2 separate regions of the Homo sapiens genome follow, and region 1 is linked to region 2. Evidence: read pairs that join two places in POLR2A ChIA-PET (ENCODE). Cell type or tissue: PC-9. All regions are shown on one strand. Links, peaks and the distances in the headings refer to the core of each region. The heading gives the core; the rest is flanking DNA.

Region 1 (8,899 bases), core at 900-8,899, 79 kb before region 2:
AGATTTCCTTCCCTGCTTTGCTATTTCATGATGGTGGGTAATTTACTAGATCATGTCCTGCTGCATGTTTTCAATAGTCTCCAAAACTGTCTTAGCTGACCCATGTCAGACACACACACATACACATACACACACACACACCCCACATACCTGGAGCCCACTGATCCTACTGATCCAGTTTACAGAAAGGGGAAAATGAGAAGTAGAGCCCTGGGAAGAGGCAGGGAGTCAAAAATCCTACGTCCTATTCTGGGCTCAGCCACACGCCGGTGGTGTGATTGGACTCACTTGCTTCCCCTCTCGCACTGTGGTTTCCCCATCTGGAACCCAGTGGCCCTAAAATAGTACTATTTCTCAGCCCTGGGGGAGGAGGGACAGGCCAAGAGAGTCCATTGCCCAAATCAATAATAATGATGATAACAGCAGTGATTATACTTTCCAAACTTACAACACTTCATCTGCTCAACCCTCCCTGCTTCTTTTAAAGTAATCATACAAGAAAATATACCAGCAGAAGAACAGCTTCTCACTGGACTTTCCTGACTCTGGGACTCAGCATAAGTCACTGTGGAACACCTTTGTTTTGTTCCTGATTCTGCCTCTAATTGCCGAGTGACCTTTGCCAGATCACTTCATCCTGTAGGTCTGCAGGATTGTTTGTTCCATCAGAGGACAGTGCCAAATTGTTCCCAAGGCTCTTTCAGTTCTAGGATTCTGTGTTTTGGTTGAGCACCGTATTAGTTTCTGACAGCTGCTATAACAAATTAACACAACTTTAGTGGCTTAAGAAAACAGAAATGTATGCTCTTTCTGTTCTGGAGACCAGAAGCCTGAAATCAAGGTGCCAGCAGGGCCACCCTCCAGGCTCTAGACGATAATCCGTTGCTTGCCTCTTCTAGCTTCTGGTTGCTGCTGACATTCTTTGGTGTTCTTTGGCACGTAGCTGTGTCACTCCAACCTCTGCCTTCATAGTCACATTGGCTTCTGTGTATGTCTCAAATAACTCTCTGTTTCTCTGTTATATGGATGGTATTTAGGGCCCACCCAGCTAATCCAAGATGATGTCCTCATCTCAAGATCCTGAACTTCATCACATCTACAAAGACTCTTTTCCAAATAAGGTCACACTTCTGGGCTCCAGAGATTGAGACATAGACAAACCTTGGGGAAGAGGGATGGTGGTTATTTCTCGGCCTACCAACCATGACAAGCTCAAGGTCCAGGGAGATTTGAGACATGCAGGAGAGTGCACCCCTGTTCCACAAGGGCAAGTAGTCCAATTGAGAAGTCATCACTCACATGCAATACTGTCAAGGAACAACACAAGCCAGGAGGTAGCAAGCATAGAGAGCCTGTGTAGCCTTGGGAAAAGAGCAGGGGCTCTGGACCTCGACGCCCTGGGTTCACATCCAAGCCTTACCACCTGCCAGCCAGGGAACCTTGAACAAATTATTTAATGTCTCTGGGGAAAATTATACTTACTGTATAGGTATGTTATAAAGATTAAGTATAGGCCAGGTTCAGTGGTTCACACCTCTAGTCCCAGCACTTTGGGAGGCCAAGGTGGGAGGATCACTTGGGGTCAGGAGTTGGAGACTAGCCTGGGCCACATAGCAAGACCCAGTCTCTACAAAAACAAAAAAATTAGCCAGGGTGGTGGCACACCCCTGTAGTCCCAGCTACTTGGGAGGCTGAGGTGGGAGGATTGCTTGAATCCAGGAGTTGCAGTCTGAAATGAGCTATGATTGCACCATTGCACTCTGGCCTGGGTGACAGAACAAGACCCTATCTCCCCAAAATAAAAATCTAAAAAAAGATTAGCTATAATATGTTCAGTGACTAGCATCTAATAGGCGCTTATGATTCAGCAGCAAATAAACGGGACAGCAAAAGGCAAGTGTGTGTGTGTACATGCATACGTGTCTGGCACTGTCTGCTAAGACAGTTTTGGAGACTACTAGGAGCATGTACCAGAACATGATGGCGTAACTAGAGTGATTCTCCACTGAATGATGAAGGACCAAGAACAGAAAAGTGAAATGACTTGCTCCAGTTTGCACAGGAGGTCATCACACAGATGGGTCTAGAACCAAGGTTTTCTAGAAAGCATTTTCCTCCACTTCCCAAAACTTTTGCTGTCAGGATGAATTTTTTGGATGATATTTCTACAGACAGCAAGGGACGTCCGTTTACACCCTTGGTTTAGCCAGAGAATATTGCAGATGACCAAGCCCACAGGCTCACACAAATCCAACCCTTCAGGCTGTCTTTAGCTTGATGCTCCACAACCATGGGTTGACACAATCACCAACAGAGAAAGGGAAGCTAGATAGCCCTTCTTCACTCTCCACTGCTCAGCGGGCATCCCTCCACATGGATGGTTCCTTTGAGTGTGGCTTTTGCCATAAAAATGAGATAAGAGGGACAGAGGAAATGCTCTTTACTGCCAACTCTCTGCTCCTATGTACAGATCTTCACCTGAGTCAATGTTTAACCCCTGACTGGAGTCAATGTTTAATCCCAGGCCAGCCAGCCCTGCAATCCAGCATTCCTCATCTAGCCTAAAATACAGAGTCATTTTAGAATCAACCACTGAAGAATAAAATTGTGACTGAATTTGCCAAAGCTAAATAAACTCTCCCCCCCTTTTTAGAGGATACTGGCTGTTTGGAATTATTCATGCTACCTGTTCCCATTAGCAGATAGTGGTATGGCGTTTGCTGACCCTAGCTGTCACTCAGTGGTAGGAGCACAGCGTTTATTCTTCCTGTTTCAGTTCTTCCTTTTGGGCTGGGGGAGAAGAGCATTGGGTGGGGACCACTGCCCTTGTTACCCAGCTGGCAATGCTGCTGGCTGGCAACATGCTTCCTTGTGAAGCCACTACTTGGAATCCCACTAGGGGAGCTGGAACTTGAATGTTCCGGTTGGCTGCATTTAGGCATGTTTTCTGGGAGTTTCTGAGCCCAGATTTATGTTCAAAGGCCTAAACCTTTTCCCAGGTGAGTCTCCCTATTAAGGGGCAGGTGGGAGAGGGAAGAGTTCATTAGAAAGACCCTGACTATTGGTGATTCTCTAGGGGCTTCCTAGAGTCCTTCCTAAAGAGCTCAGGGCATATGGCATGTACAAATGGGCAGCATTGTGTCAACTCTAAGAACAACATTAATCAGGGAAGTCAAAGGATGGCAAGCTGGGTGGTAGCGTGCAGGGACGTGAAGAGGGAAGGAAGGCCGCTGTCAGATTAGCAGCTCTAGTCTTCAGTTGGTGTTGGAGAGGTGACTCACTGGCCAAACGTGTGCATGCAATGCTCAAATCTTTTCACTTTCCTCTATGAACACACTGAGGCCCTGCCTTCTCCTTGACCACCTGCCTCCCTGTGTCACTGCCCTGATGTCCCATTCTTCACTGTTTTCCTAGCTCAGCTGCCTCTCAGTCAGAAAGTGAAAACAACATTTCTTCTGGGGCTCCCAGAGTGGGGAGGTTGTTGCTACCCTTTCTCATTTTGGCTGGTGAAAGAGTGAAGGTAGAAACTGTGGTAAGAGCCCCCTGAGATTGCCTGTGTCCAGCCCTGAGGAGCCTGCCGTGGGGAGCGGGGAGTGAAGTGGAACATAAAAGGCCCTGGAGGCTGGGTGTGGTGGCCCACACCTGTAATCCCAGCACTTCAGGAGGCCAAGTGAGGCGATCACTTGAGGCCAGGAGTTCGAGACCAGCCTGGCCAACATTGTGAAAAATACTCTACTAAAAATACAAAAGTTAACCGCGCATGCTGGCGTGCTCCTGTAATCCCAGCTACTCAGGTGGCTGAGGTAGGAGGACTGCTTGAACCCTGGAGGTGGAGGTTACAGTGAGCCAAGATTGTGCCACTGCACTCCAGCCTGGACGAGGGAGCGAGAGTCTGTCTCAAAAATAAATAAATAAAAAAAATATTTAAAAAAAAAAAAAGAAAGAAAAAGGCCCTGGAAATGGAAAGTCAGCCATGGTCCAAAAGCTCTCTCAATTCTTCTTTGGGTCTAGTCTCTACACTCCAAAGAGCTTTGATTCTCTGTTTCTGAGAGGCAGGGACATATGAGCAAACCTTTTTTGAGGTTACCCAACCATTGTCCTATGTGCTGTTACCTCCACACCCTGGCTAGGGAGAAGCGGAAGGAGGAAGATTTTTGGAGTAGACATCCAAAGTCAATAGGTGGAGTGTCAGGTGACTGGGCCCAGCCCCTCTCATAAGCCACTGGGGTCCTGCTGAAGACTTGCTGTTTCCTTGTTCCTGGTCTGAGCCTGGCTCTCGGCCCAAGGCTTGCCTGACAGGCAGCGATTGGAAAAATAGCCCCTGTAATCCCCTGCAGCCTGTGTTCATCTGAGCCTCAATGTTCCCATCTCTAGAATGGGAGTATGTTTCTTTTTGGTGATGTATATTGTAATTAATTTGTAGTTGTCTGTACTCCACTGGCAGAGGTAGGGAAGGAAAGTGCTGGCCCCATAAAATGTTTAGATTAGTTGCATTTGCTAATCAGTCTGATCTTCCCATGCCAGGCCCTAAAGAAGCCACAGTCTGAATTCTTTTTCTTGAACTCTTGTCTGAAATGAAACACAGTATCTTCAGACAAATTAGAGCATTCTGAAAACACCTTTGGACACAGTAGTCCTAGCTTTCTTCCTCTTCTCTAAAGTACTCAAGGTTAGGAAGCCAGAAGTTTGCCACTCAGGGAAAGAAGTAGCCTTTGTTTGACCCTCTATGCTCACAGCAGAACTGGTAGATCTGGATAGAGGTAGCAAGTAAGTGAGCAGTGGGAACAAGGCCAGAGGTGGCAGAGGCAGAACATAGAAGAGTTCAGATCCTACTCAGTAAATGTGTGTCTTTTTGTTGTTGTTGTTTGTAGAGATGAGGTCTCACTATGTTGCCCAGGCTGGTCTCAAGCGCCTGGCATCAAGTGATCCTCCTGCCTCACGCTCCCACAGTGCTGGGTTTACAGGCATGAGCCACGGTGCCTGGCTTCAATCAATGTCTTTGATGCAATGCATCCAGGAGGCAAACAGTGGTCTGCAGGCCAGGGGCATTGGCACTGGTGATCACCACATGCCTGTAGAGGTGCAGCATGGGGTTCTCTCCTAAGGCTGCCGCTTCTCTGCTGCCCACATGGGTTTCAGCTGGCCCCTTAGAGAGTAGGCAGTAGGATGACAGCTCATCATACTGCTGACAGTGAAGGGAGCAGGCTGGCCCGGGAAGGCCAGCACCTGTAAACCAAGCTGTGTCACTGTATGAAAAATGAAGAGCTTGGTGGTGCTGGACCCTGAATGCAGGGTTTGTTTCTTTCTGAGTAGAATCTCCATTCTCCATTCCACATTAGTCATGCTTTCAGCTCTGGGATATCTGTACCAGGTGAGCACAATCAAATAACCTGTGTCTACTTGGCTGCAGTGCGTTATGGGTCTCTCTGTGGAGGTATCTTCCCCTAGGGCCTGACTGAGGCTGTTATTAAACTGATTTTTTATGTCTCAGACCACAGTGGGCTATTGGAGGAGAGGAAGAAACCTCCAACGTATTAGCAGAGAGCTCTCAAAAGTTGGCTTAGAGTCATGCATTTGCCCCGAGTAAGCTGAGACAGATGGACATCCCCACAAATAAAGATCTGAGCTCCTTTTATACATATGTCAGCAAGGACCTCAGGGCTGGTGCCTGAATTTTTAGCTCTAGTTCCGGCTCTCTGAACTTTTTTTTTTAATGCCTCATTAGGCCAGGGTTGTAATAAACTAGTTAGGTGACTAAAGAGAACCAATTCCTGGAAATGATTATGAAACCTTCCATGCACGAGCCTAAGAAAAAGAGAGAGAGAAAGACAGAGAGAGGGAGAGAGAGAGAGAGAGAGAGAGAAAGAAAGAAAGAAGCAAACCTTTAGAGCTTTACACAGGAAGGGACCTGACCAGATACTCAGACTATACATCCAAGCAAGGGGGAAGGCAGGGGACACAAAGATCGAGAATGCAGCTGTGGAGGTGAGGTGCTTTGCATGAAGTCCCAGTGTGCCCTTTCCTGAGTAGTGTAACTTAACTTCTCTGGTCCTCAGATTTCCCATCTATGAAATGGGAATGATCACACCTACCTTACAGAAATGTTACCGTAACTGTGATACACAATGTGAAAACACCTAGGATAGTGCCTGCTGTGCAGAAACACGTTAACAAGCAGTAGCAGCGTTAGTAAGTAACAGTGTAAAGTGAACTGCAGAAATGCACCCGAACCTGAGAATCTGCTTGATCTTGTGAAAATCAATGGTCTCCCTGCATCCTCGATTAGATTCTAATCCTAAGTTAGAAATCCCCAGGGAGGCTTCCCTGATTCTGGCCTAGGGATAGATGTTTGCCTGCCCCTCATCTCAGTGGTATAGGCATCATGCTAGCCGGAGGTATAAGATGAAAAACAACAGCACTGACAATACCAAGTGGTGGAGGTGGCCTCCTCTGCCAGTTTGGCCTCTGGCCCTTTAAATCAACCCTCCTGACTACTCCATGGATCAGTTAGCCCATAAAGGAGAGCTGTGAACACTTGGGGCTTCCCCGCTTCTCTCCCTGAAAGTTCTTACTCAGATCTTATCTCTGCCCCCTCCAAACTCTTGGCCCTGGGACTCTAATCTGGCCCTGCCCTGGCCTTTTGAACTCTTACCAGCTCCACCTCTGGTGGAGCTTAACTTTCCCTATAACGGCCTCCCTGCTAGAAACGCTCCTGGCTCTAGCCACGTGGCCAACACTCTTGCTGGGCTGGTTGTCTCCTCCCTCCCCTTCTTCCCCCAAGATGGGGTAGTCAGACAGAACATTCTAGCTGCTGAATTCCACAATGAAAGTATTAGAGCCGTTTGGAGGAAGGAGAGGTCCTGGAGAAAGGTGGTCAGGGAAGCCCTTGAGGAAGAATAGGATCTGATCTCCAGATCCGAGTGGGAACAAAAGAGTCCTGTACAATTTCATGGCTTAGTCCAGGGACTGGCAGATTCTGGCTCAAGGGCCAAATCCAGCCTCCCTCCTGTTTTGGGAAATAAAGTTTTGTTGGAACACAGCTGCGGTCATTTGTTTCTCGATTGCCTGGCTGCTTTTGTGCTGCAACGGCAGAACTGAGTAGTTGCCATAGAGACTGTATGGCCTGCAAAGCCTAAAATGTTTACCATGTGGCCCTTTACTGAAGAGTTGGCCAACCCCGGGTTTAGTGCATCAGGCTTCCCCAAACAGTGATGTGAGGAACTCCAGCCCCTTGGGACTGCTTCAATCAAACACAATAATCCAACACATCTGGGAAACACACATTATGTCCCCATCCCGAGGTGTGAAAACCCAGGGTGTTTCACAATACACCTCCATATAGCAAAGGCTCCAAAAGATCCTGCATAGAAGAATGTTTGTGGTTTCCCAGCATTTCCAAAACTTCATTAATCTACCAAACCTCCTTTTCCTCAGAACACCTTTTCACATCCTGAGAATCTAGCATTAGAAACAGTCTGGGTGCTGGGCCCATCCCTGCCACAAATGAGAACCAATTCCTGGGAATGATCATGAAACCTTCCATGCACAAGCCTAAGAGAGAGAGAGAGAAAGAAGTGAGCCTTTAGAGCTTTACACAGGAAAGGACCTGACCAGATACCTAGATCATAAATCCAAGCAAGGGGCACGGCGATCCAGAACATAGCTGTGGAGGTGGGCTGCTCCGAGTGGCCTTTGCTGAAGTACACACCTTGCAGAGCCTGCTCCCTCATTGGTTGAATAGGATCCATGATGTCTGTCCTATCTCCGTTACAGGATTATTTGGGGCAGGTCATTGAGAAAGCGAACAGGAAAATAGTCTCGAGGGACGACTGTGGTATCCTTGATTTTTGACAGTGAGTTTTGCTTTGGTACAATGCTCAGCAATGGTGAAGTGAAAAAGGCCCTGAACCAAGGTCACGAGTTCTCTTTGCTAGTCCTCACAGTGCTATAACTAACTGGGTTAACTGGGTGACTTTAAACAAGCGCCCCCCACCTGTACCCTTAACCCTGTTGGGCCTCAAGTCCCTCTCTTCTAGAATGAGGATATTAGACTAATCTCTAAAGATCTGTTAGCTCTGAAATTCTGCGATTCCATGTGGTTAGATGTGTGCAATTTTCCTACTTATCCAAAACAACAGGTTTCTCTTATAAGCCATAAAACCGGCATCTCCTTGATTTTCTTTGTACAGTGTCTGTGTTCAGAACCAGATATAAGGGGGTATTACTGAAGGATTTCTGTGCTGCTGACAGCTTAGAAGGCAGGACTAAGCCTTCTGGAAATGTCTACCTGGCAATTCTCAACTCGATATTGGTGCCTATTTTTCCTTTCTGCCTCCACCGCTCAGGCTGTTCCATCCAACAATGGAGCCCAGACAGTTTGCCAGCGGATCTGGCAAAAGAAAATAGTGGATGTGATTCCTGGAAAGGCAGTGGGGCCTAGGGTGGAGCGAAAGTTCCCTGACAAGCATGAGGTGATGTAGTTACAGGGCAGAATCCACATAAAATTCCTCTCTTTTGTCTCCCACCTCACCCCCAAAAACCATTTTCCAGCTTCACCAACAGTCCTCCATATCGAGGATTTATAAGCAGCTGAACAAGAGGGCCTTTATGAAGAAAGCAAGAATCTACTGAAAATACCCTGCTCCTCCATGAATGTAGGAAAATCCCAGAAAATCTTGGCCGGGTCAAAAGGTCTACGGCACAATAAGCCTGGGTCCAAATGGGGCGGGATGATGTGAGGAATGGGTGTTTGCCCTTTTGATCTCAGCGGAGAAACCAGCTGCCTGTGGGGTCATCTAGGGGACTCCCAAAAGGAGGGGCAGAAGCCCAGGGGGACCCAGAGTTCTTGCAGAGGAAGGGTGCCTAGAGGCCACTGAGCCCCCAAGTCAATCAGACACAG
Region 2 (9,015 bases), core at 380-8,379:
ATTGAAACAAGAGAAACAGGATCTCAGAAAAGAAGGGTTCTGGTTTGATGGGAGACTGTAGACTTGAGAGAAGAAACAGGTCCCTTAATAATACCTACCTCATGGGGTTATTGTGAGAACGTTTAAAACACTTTGCACAGAGCAAATTGTCACCTGCTATCACAGTCAATATCATCAACATCATCACAACCACCGCTACGATACCCATCTTTAACTCCCTAGCCTGGAGGCATGAACAGGGCACCTGCAGTGGTTGACACAAACCTATTTTCTTTCTAGTGAATCTCTTTCTTTCTAGTGCCTCTGTTGTTGCACACATTCCCAATGAGATTCCCTAGCCTATGTCAAATGAACAAGAGAAATGTCCCATGTAGCTTCCTCCCAACTCTAATTCCTTAGGGAAAAAAAGTTTCAATGTCATTGTAACAATAGTAGTAGCAAAGGAAGGCAGTGCCATCTTCCCTCTGAAAGTCCCAAGGATTTTGATGTGGCTGTTTGTGGGAAATACTCCACTGGAGATGGCAGGCCAGAAGTGAGTCTGCTATGTTAAAATGAAATTCTAAAAGAATTAAGATGAAAAGACAGTTCCAAGATCAAACAGAGAGTTGGAGGAGAGCCAGAATTAGAATAAAGTTTGTCTGATTCTAAATCCATATTTTCCTTATAATGCCATCCTATATTTTCTTTCATCTTTCCAACCCTCCCAACACTAGGTAAAATGTCCTAGAAGAAAACGTGATCTATTTGAGATCTGGAGGCTTGGGCTTTGGATGCCAGGGCAGATGTCCTCTTGGCCTCTGGTAATAATTGCTTCCAGTGCCAAAGTCAAGTTTGGGCTGGGTTGGGTGAGTCAGCTTTCCATCCCTATAGAGCTGGCAAGTATGGAGCCCCAAGGAGCTCCTCTTCTGCTTGGGAGGAGTCTCTTAAAAGGGGCAGGTATGGAGGGGCAGAACACTGGGGGGAAAACAGGAGAGATCCCTAGTGAGCCAGACATCTGGTTCATAGGGGTCCAGATCCTCCTAGGAGATAAGGAGGGGACTGGAGGGGCAGAGACACCAAAGAAGCCCAATGATAAATAAATGTGGGGTGAGGAAGCTCTTAGGGTTTCTTCATGAGGTTAGCTCCCCAATACCCAGAAGCTCAAAGAAACAGGAACATGAGAAATCATGTGGATGAAGTTCAGTCATCTCAGCTACCCACTCCATGAATGATGCCCAAGTTCAGGGAGGACTAACCCATTCCTAACATTGTGTAGGGTTGAGGCCACTATAGCAAAGGAGCTCCATCTCTGTGAGTCTAGGCACACAGAAAACACTCAAAAAATGCCGAATGAATGAACTTGCCATCTGTTCTAGGGTCTATTAGGTTGAGCTTTTGGAAGGCTTCTTCTTGGTTTCTAACCTATAACTGTCAGCTTTTACTTAAATACTTAATTTCCTGGATAATATATGGCTCAGTGAAATTTGGGCAATGTTTTCAGTTAAACTAACATTTATGAGCACCTAATAATAGGCGCTGGTGTTACAAAACTGTATAAGACAAAGGCATTGTTGTCAAAAAGTCAATGTAGATCTAAGGGTCTAGTTTTGGGCTCCAATTTTCTTCTCTGTAAAATCAGGGCAGTAAATATTTAAAGTGACTCACTGTAATTAACATCATATTCTCTATGAATGGGTGAGCAGATGCTGCCTCTTACTTTCAGAGAAAATTACTACCCTTGTGCTTCTAAGTATGCTTTAGACTTTACAGAGGTTTTCTAGTCTCTCTTTCCTACCAGGGAAGCTTATCACACTTTTGTTTCAGAACCTAGGATGTCTTCAAGTAGCTGGAAGAGATAAAAGTGGTAGGAAAAGCACTGCTTCACAAGAACACAGCATGCCATAGCTTGCAAAGTACTCTCAGATATGCTAATTCGATCTTCAGCATAAACTGGAAACATAGGCAGGATGTGACGTTTTCTTCATTTTACGGGTGAGAAAGTTATGGCTCTTACCACTAGCCCTTCCTAAGGGAAACAGGGAATGACCTATACATGCATATACAGGGCAGCCCTCCACAGGGCATTTCAGGGACTATCTGGATGCAAGAGGGGCATGCCCCCGAGAATGGTTACTAGCCACCCCTGACTAAAATACTAAAAGCCTTAAAACCCCCTTCTCCTTCTACTTCATACCTTAAACCCTGCAAATCATCTGCTTCAGCTTTATACTTCCAGACCAGTGTATTGCCCCAACAGCAGATATTTCTACAGTAAAGAAATGACACCAACTGCCAAGGAAGATCATGTCTTTAGGGATTACATAATCCCTGCACAGAGGAATCTGAACCTGAAACCAAAGCTGAGCGAGGCGCTGTCACCTCATCTCCATACCTAGTTTTCTGACCTAAAGAATCTTAATGGTGAAAGCTGCATTTCCTTTCACCGACTTCACAACCTTGAACCTTGGGGCTCTTTCAGGGCAGCCATCGAAACCCTGATAAGAAGACTGAGAAACAAACAAAACACTCAAGGTGAGAGTTTGGTATCTTAACCCTTGACCTCTTTGGGAACTTAACGGGAGGAGGGAATGGGTTAAGAAATATGCAGCACCTATAGTCAGGGCCACCCATCCAAAGACACATTAAATATTAACTACACCACTGACTAAAATACTAAATACTGCCAAGCCTTGGAGGAGAGGAAATAAAGAACAGTTCAAGTTCTGGCATCTGGAGATGGTGGGGTGGGGAGAGGGCTCCAGCTCCATTCCAGGTTGGCTTGTCTGTACCTTCTAATCAGACCCAGGTCCCTCTCATCCTCCTCCCACGAACCCCCCACATGTCCTCCAAGAGCTTTGCCTCTCTGCCTACTAGTCAAAGAGGTTTCCTGTCTTTCAATCCAGGTGTCTTTGCTTCTTGTTGACTACCCAGAAATGTGCCTTGGGCTGGAAAATATCCTAAGAAAAATAGCAGAATGACTAAAACTTGCACAGTTTGCATATCTGTCTCCATGAACACATGGGCAAGTTTCTGTGTGTGTTTAGGCAACATTATCATCTTCCCTTTCACCAGTGTGTTTGAGGGAAGGAGCAGGTAGAAATACCCTCTGCATAGCAGAGCTTTGTTAGACACTGCCAGTGGTCTTTATTCCTAAATTCACCATCTAGGGCAGCCCTCAGTCTGTGAGTGTGGGGTGTTGGCTCTGTGGTGTGAGGTGAGCTCAAGCCTAAATCTCCAGTTGCCAGGACTGGAAAACCCATATATTCACTCAGGGCTGCGTGTGCCAGGCCCTTGAGCCTGGCACTGAGGGCTTCCCACTTCCCTCTTCTCTGCAGCAGGAGGAAAAGAGTCAAAGTTAGGGACCAAAGGGTTAAACCCCCCAAGATGGATAATGGAGAGGCAACTTGCTACTCTGACTCGACTCCTACATCTGCCTTCCTTCTGCAGGTAAATCTGCCACACAAACTGCCAACTGGGACACCTGCAGGAAAACAAACAAAGCCACCACCCTGGTCTGCTTCTCTGTCTGTGGACTCTGCCACACTACCTTGGCTTGAGCCCCACTTGGAACTCTAACTAGACTTGACATGCAGCCACGAAATATTCATGTGGGTGAGGCTCGGCACAGCCAGGTAGCTTTCTGTTTGCCAGTCTCTGTGTCTATTAACAGGCTGAGTCAGAAAGTTAATTGAGTAGAATCCAAATAAACTTGACTTTGCAGCTAGATTATCCATGGGTTTTCCAAAGATGAGCTGGTAGCTGAAGTTTTCTCCATGTGCCCCAACCTCATATCCCTTTACAAACAACCTAGTACAGCTCATGCCTAACACACCTGTACACAGAGAGCTCCATTATCACATGAGCATGATCAAACACACACACACATTGCACCCATTATTTAAATAAAGATCGACACCGAGTTGGTAAAGCCACGGGAGAATTTCCTGTTACAGTCGCTATGGAAAACCAAGATACTCTCCCCCATTTTGACTCCCTCTATTTCAACTGTTCTTTTCTAAAATCACAACTCAATTTCAATTGTTCAGAGATGGAAATTTCCAAAACAAATCTATTTTCTTTTTCTTGTTGTTTGCACAATATGCCTATCCAACCTAAAGGGATAAATGAAAAAGAAGGTGCCTCCCAGCCCCAGTCTCCACAAAAACACTACAATCTCAAGTTGCTACCAACCTGATCTGATCCCAGAATGGACTCAGAGAATTGAGGAACAGAGAGGAAATCTCCCTAGCTGGGGTATAGAGGGACACCTCCCCTCCCCTGTAGCTCTGATTTCCCATGAAACCCCTTCCTATTGCTATAGGATAAGCAATAGTTGGTTAGTGATTAACTCACCTCCACTGGGTTGGGGGCTGAAGAGAGAAAAGAAATACCCTTTTGTTTCAAAGGGCAGAGATGGAGACAGAGGCTGCTTCCCCTGCCTCCTACTGTTTTCTTCTCCTTTTGAGCTCCTCCTGACTTACCTAGATAGGTAAATGCTTCATCTGTGCTGCCTGGCCCCCACCCTGCCACTGACTCAGCCAATCCTAGCCTCCCCTCCCTACCTCTCATTCCAGCTGTTTCCTCAGGGAGGGAATGGGAGGGGAATGAGCAGGGTGGTGCTGTTCCCTCTTAGCCAATCATCTCCTACCCTCCCCTTTCCTGTTTAGAGCTAATAAAGAGCTCTTTAAAAAAGGAGGGCTGGAAGGAGGAGGAGCCGGTTTGGGCTGAGACTGGAAGGACAGGTGGCAGGGAGGGAGTAGGCAGAGATAGTATATATATTTAATGTTGATATAAAGGAACGCAGACAGTCCTCTGGGCAGTGTGCTTTTCCATAGGTCTATGTGAAACAGGTTTTTCATCTAGAACTACCTTCTTCCGCTTGGAGCTTAGTTTTCCCCTGAATTCTCTAGGCTAAACTCATTTGTGTTCAGTTTTGCTGCTAGCTTTTCTAGATGTTGAAAGTCACTTTCTTCCCCAAGCCTAATCCTAGCTCATAAGCCTAGCAATTCCATTCATGTCCACTGAAGAAGGTGTCCCCAGGCTAGGGATGCTGTAGTTGGGCCAGTCTCGCCCCAGTGCTTGCCAACAATCTCCTTGGCCTAATTTATTTCTGGGGGAAATAAAACCATTCATCCCCTAAGAGGTCCGTGTCCTGATGAAAGAGTGACTGGACAGCTTGAAAGGAGAGAGCATGCACTCTGTCATTTGGTCCTCTGCTCTCTTTTGGCTGTTCATGGAAGGTGGCAATACATATTATGAAATAAAAACAAAACAAACTACCAACCAGTTTAGCAACTCTTGTCTCCTTTCATGGACTGATACTTGGCATTCGTAGGGAGAAGAGAGTAGGTAGAAGAATCTACTATTTTTGGGAAGAAATTTCCCACCAGGTACAGAGACCACTCTTAACAGATATGATTTTTGCCTGGAAGCTGGTTTTTCCTACAGGTAGATTATCCTTGATAGGTATCAGGATTTGAGGTATTCCACTTACTAGCATTAAAAGGTCAGGGAGAAAATTTAAAATCAATGTACACAATAATTGCCAAAATGTATTAAGCTCTTGCTATTTGCTAGGTATTGTGCTGAGCATTTTCATGTATCTTTTAATTTAGTCTTTAACTTAAAAAAGTAGGCATTTGTTAATATCTAAATTTTACAGGGAGGTTAAAAATCTTTTTCAAGGCCATGTAGCTAGGAAGAGGCAGGGCAGAGATTTTAATTCAGGCAGTATAACATCAAGGTTGCTATGAATCAGCATAATGCCAATCCGCCTCTATTTTGGAAGGAATCTCAAGTGGGAATCATGAAATACACAGATAATTTGCAAGTGTAATTCTAGCTATTAGATTCGTCCTTTTCTGTTTCATTTCCTACTTAAAGCTATTAATATGTTTTATAACAAGACGACACATGGCTTTCATCTTTTCTCTTTCTGTGATCATGGTTGGATAGGAAATAAAAAGGGCAGTGATCCTGGGGCCAAGGTAAAGATGAAGTGGAGCAGGACTAATGGATAGGAAGGAGGTTGGAGGAAGCCTGGGATAACCCAGTACCCTATCAGCAGCCTATGGATATCACAGCTGAATGAGCACTTCGGGCTATGACCTCTTTCCCTGGTGTGTCATTCAAACATATATGATGTCATAATACTAACAAAACAGGAAGGGCATCTCCAAATCAGCAGTTCAGTGCAACCAGAGTCACACCCATGGATGAAGTCAATGAAGTTGATCCAGCTCCATAGGTGTGTGATTTGAACATTTGCTAAAAAAATGAATTGACTTATGAGAATTAACTTCCAAGAGGATAGTAGGCAACAGTCTTATTTGTGAACAGACACAGTTTTTCAGTTATAATAAAATTAGGATAACTAGGAGGAACCCCTATCTTTTACCAGGTAGAAGCAGGGACATAGACAAAAATCATCTTTCCCTTCCTCCCTTTCCTCTCAAAAACTTTTTCTTTTTGTAAATTATGAAATATTTCAGATACACTGACATAACAAACATAACCGTACCTAACATCCAGTTCAGGAAATAAAACATAAACATCACAGTCGAAGTTACTTACAAGCCTTGAGCCTCCCCTCCCTGCAAACACATATATGTCCTAGCTGAAATAAATCACTATTTCAAATTTTCTTTTTTCCATTCTCCATGTACTTAAATGTTTTCCCTGGAATTCATATTGTTTTTGCTTTGTTTTATTTTTGCTTAGAAATATACCAAGTCTCTAACATTCCAAGAGAGTTGGAAAGGAGGCCTGGACTACAGAAAAGGGAGGATTTCCAAAGTCAGTCAAAAGCCTGAAAGAATAAGACTTCCTGGTTGATATAGGTCATCATTTGAGGGGGTATGTGTGTCATTGCTCTTAGTATGTAAATGCCTGTTTGATGACCAGACTCTGTGGAAACTAATTACAGCCCAGCTCACCTGACTCATCTGTTCTCTCCTTCTCCATTCTTGCATGCTGTTGTGGTCATCTCTTTGACTGTCAGAGGCTAGTTTATGATTTCCTTTCTCAGTACAACCTCCCCACTTAGGCACCTCCCTTCCCTCTAAGTGCACATGCAAGGTGTGTTAGTCCATTTGCATTGCTATAAAGGAATACCTGAGACCTAGTAATTTATAAAGAAAAGAGGTTTGGCTGGCATGGTGGCTCATGCCTGTAATTCCAGCACTTTGGATGGCCAAGGCAGGGGGATTGCTTGAGCTCAGGAGTTGGAGACCAGCCTGGGCAACATGGCAAAACCCTGTCTCTACTAAAAGTACAAAAATTAGCCAGGTATGGCAGTGCGCACCTGCAGTCCCAGGTGCTCGTGGGGTGAGGCGAAAGGATGGCTTGAGACCGGGAGATCAAGGCTGCAGTGAGCCATGATTATGACACTGCACTCCAGCCTTGGTGACAGAGCAAGACCCTGTCTTAAAAACAAACAAACAAACAAACAAAAAAAACAAAAAAAGAAAAGAGGTTTGTTTTGCTCATGATTCTACAGGCTGTACAGGCATGGTGCTAGCATCTGCTAAGCTTCTGGTAAGAGTCTCAGGAAGCTTACAATCGTAACAGCAGGCAAAGGGAGAGCAGGCAGTGTCACACGGTGAGACAGGGAGCAAGAGAGAGGAAGGAGGTGCTAACATGCGTACTCAGTATACATTTATTAATATTTATTTTATTTGCTATAATGACTCATTATTAACAATAGACAGGGCCATGGAACATACACTTATCACATAGTACGTTAGTCTGTTTGCATTGGTGTAAAGGAATACCTGAGACCTAGTAATTGATACGGAAAAGGGGTTTGGCTGGGCATGATCTCATGTGAGAACTTAGAACTTACTCATTACAAAAGGACAGCACCAAGACATTCATGAGGGATCTGCCCCCATGACCCAAACGCCTCCCACTAGGTCCACCTCCAACTTTGGAGGTCACATTTCAACATGAGATTTGGAGGGGACAGAACATTCACACTATATCACATGGCAAAAACTCTAAGCATGGCAGACTGAATAGACTGTAACCACTTGTCTCCTACCTGCTGGTGTCTTGGTTCCCAGAAATGTCACATTTAATGGTTGACTCCACATGTCAGCATTTCCTGCTCTTGCTTTTGATTTGGTGTTACTGGATTCCTTTGAGTCACTAACATCTTTATGTTGATCGCATAACAGGCAGATTAGTACCACTATAACTTCATGAGTAACAACCTCAAATGGGTACTTTATACTTCAGGCAATTACTACTTTTCTCTAGGAAGCTGGATTTCCCATTTTCTGAGACCACTCTTTTTCTCTCTCCATAAACTGTCTACCTCTCTTTCACTCCATTTTCATATAACAACTTTGTCACCAATTTTGAAAGCTTCAGTATGACAACAGTAGTCAAGAGGCAGGAATGCCACATTCCCATCCCCAAATTTACAAACCTAACTTCCTCTGCACCCATTTTCTTCTTTTTTCCTGTCAGTACAACAACAACAAAAACCATGTTTTTCCTATAAAATCCTGTCATCCATTGTGTGTGCTCTGAATCTCATTTCACCAACTCTATCCCTGTAACCTTCTCTCCTGCATCATCATTTTGACCTTTCTCCTAAAATAATTCCCATCAGCTTTTTAAAATCTGCTGTCAGTTACCACACATCCAACTGCTTGTTAACTAATTTGTTAAAAATTACTTGAAAGTTAGCAGCTCACTAACTTCCGAAATGTTGTTGCTATTATTTACCCCACTATCTCTTTGTCCTTGAGTGTAATTCCATTACTATCATTTTACTGAAGTTTTGGGAGAGTGGAGGTTAGTGAATATGTTCAACTTGTTATCTTTAACCAGACATCCCTATTTACTCTTCAACTCATTTCTATCTGGCTACTTTCTCCTTGACTCCCCTAAAACAGCTCATGCTAAGGTCATCAATGAACTCCAGTTTGCCAAATCCTATAGACTGTTTGAATTCTTCTCTATCTTGTCTTTCTATAACATCCAACACAGCTGGCCACTTTCAGTTTTTTTAAAAAACTATTTTCTCTT

The links. Peaks named below come from ENCODE experiments on the same cell type or tissue, not always from the same donor. Only the 100,000 strongest peaks of a DNase experiment are listed, where the experiment ranks them.
Region 1: POLR2A ChIA-PET joins it to region 2 with 18 read pairs; 4 of 35 experiments call an interaction of 5 or more read pairs at or near these places.

The regions. Positions count from the first base shown.
Region 1 is chr1:206,949,082-206,957,980 of GRCh38, forward strand. FCAMR (Fc alpha and mu receptor) reads right to left here. Exons shown (of 8, transcript NM_001170631.2): 8 at 8,886-8,899. Among named protein-coding and RNA genes, the nearest start is that of PIGR, 7.1 kb to the left of the region's middle. RefSeq lists a silencer at 2,699-2,758. In PC-9, for the core only: no CTCF peak of the experiment used is centred there; DNase peaks (open chromatin) are centred at 3,370, 4,720 and 5,730; H3K27ac peaks cover 1,976 bases.
Region 2 is chr1:207,028,247-207,037,261 of GRCh38, forward strand. It overlaps C1orf116 (chromosome 1 open reading frame 116), which reads right to left and starts at 4,510. Exons shown (of 4, transcript NM_023938.6): 1 at 4,333-4,510. It also overlaps a transcript of PFKFB2 not described here. In PC-9, for the core only: no CTCF peak of the experiment used is centred there; DNase peaks (open chromatin) are centred at 2,385, 3,605, 4,605, 6,895 and 1 weaker place; H3K4me3 peaks cover 2,721 bases; H3K27ac peaks cover 5,633 bases.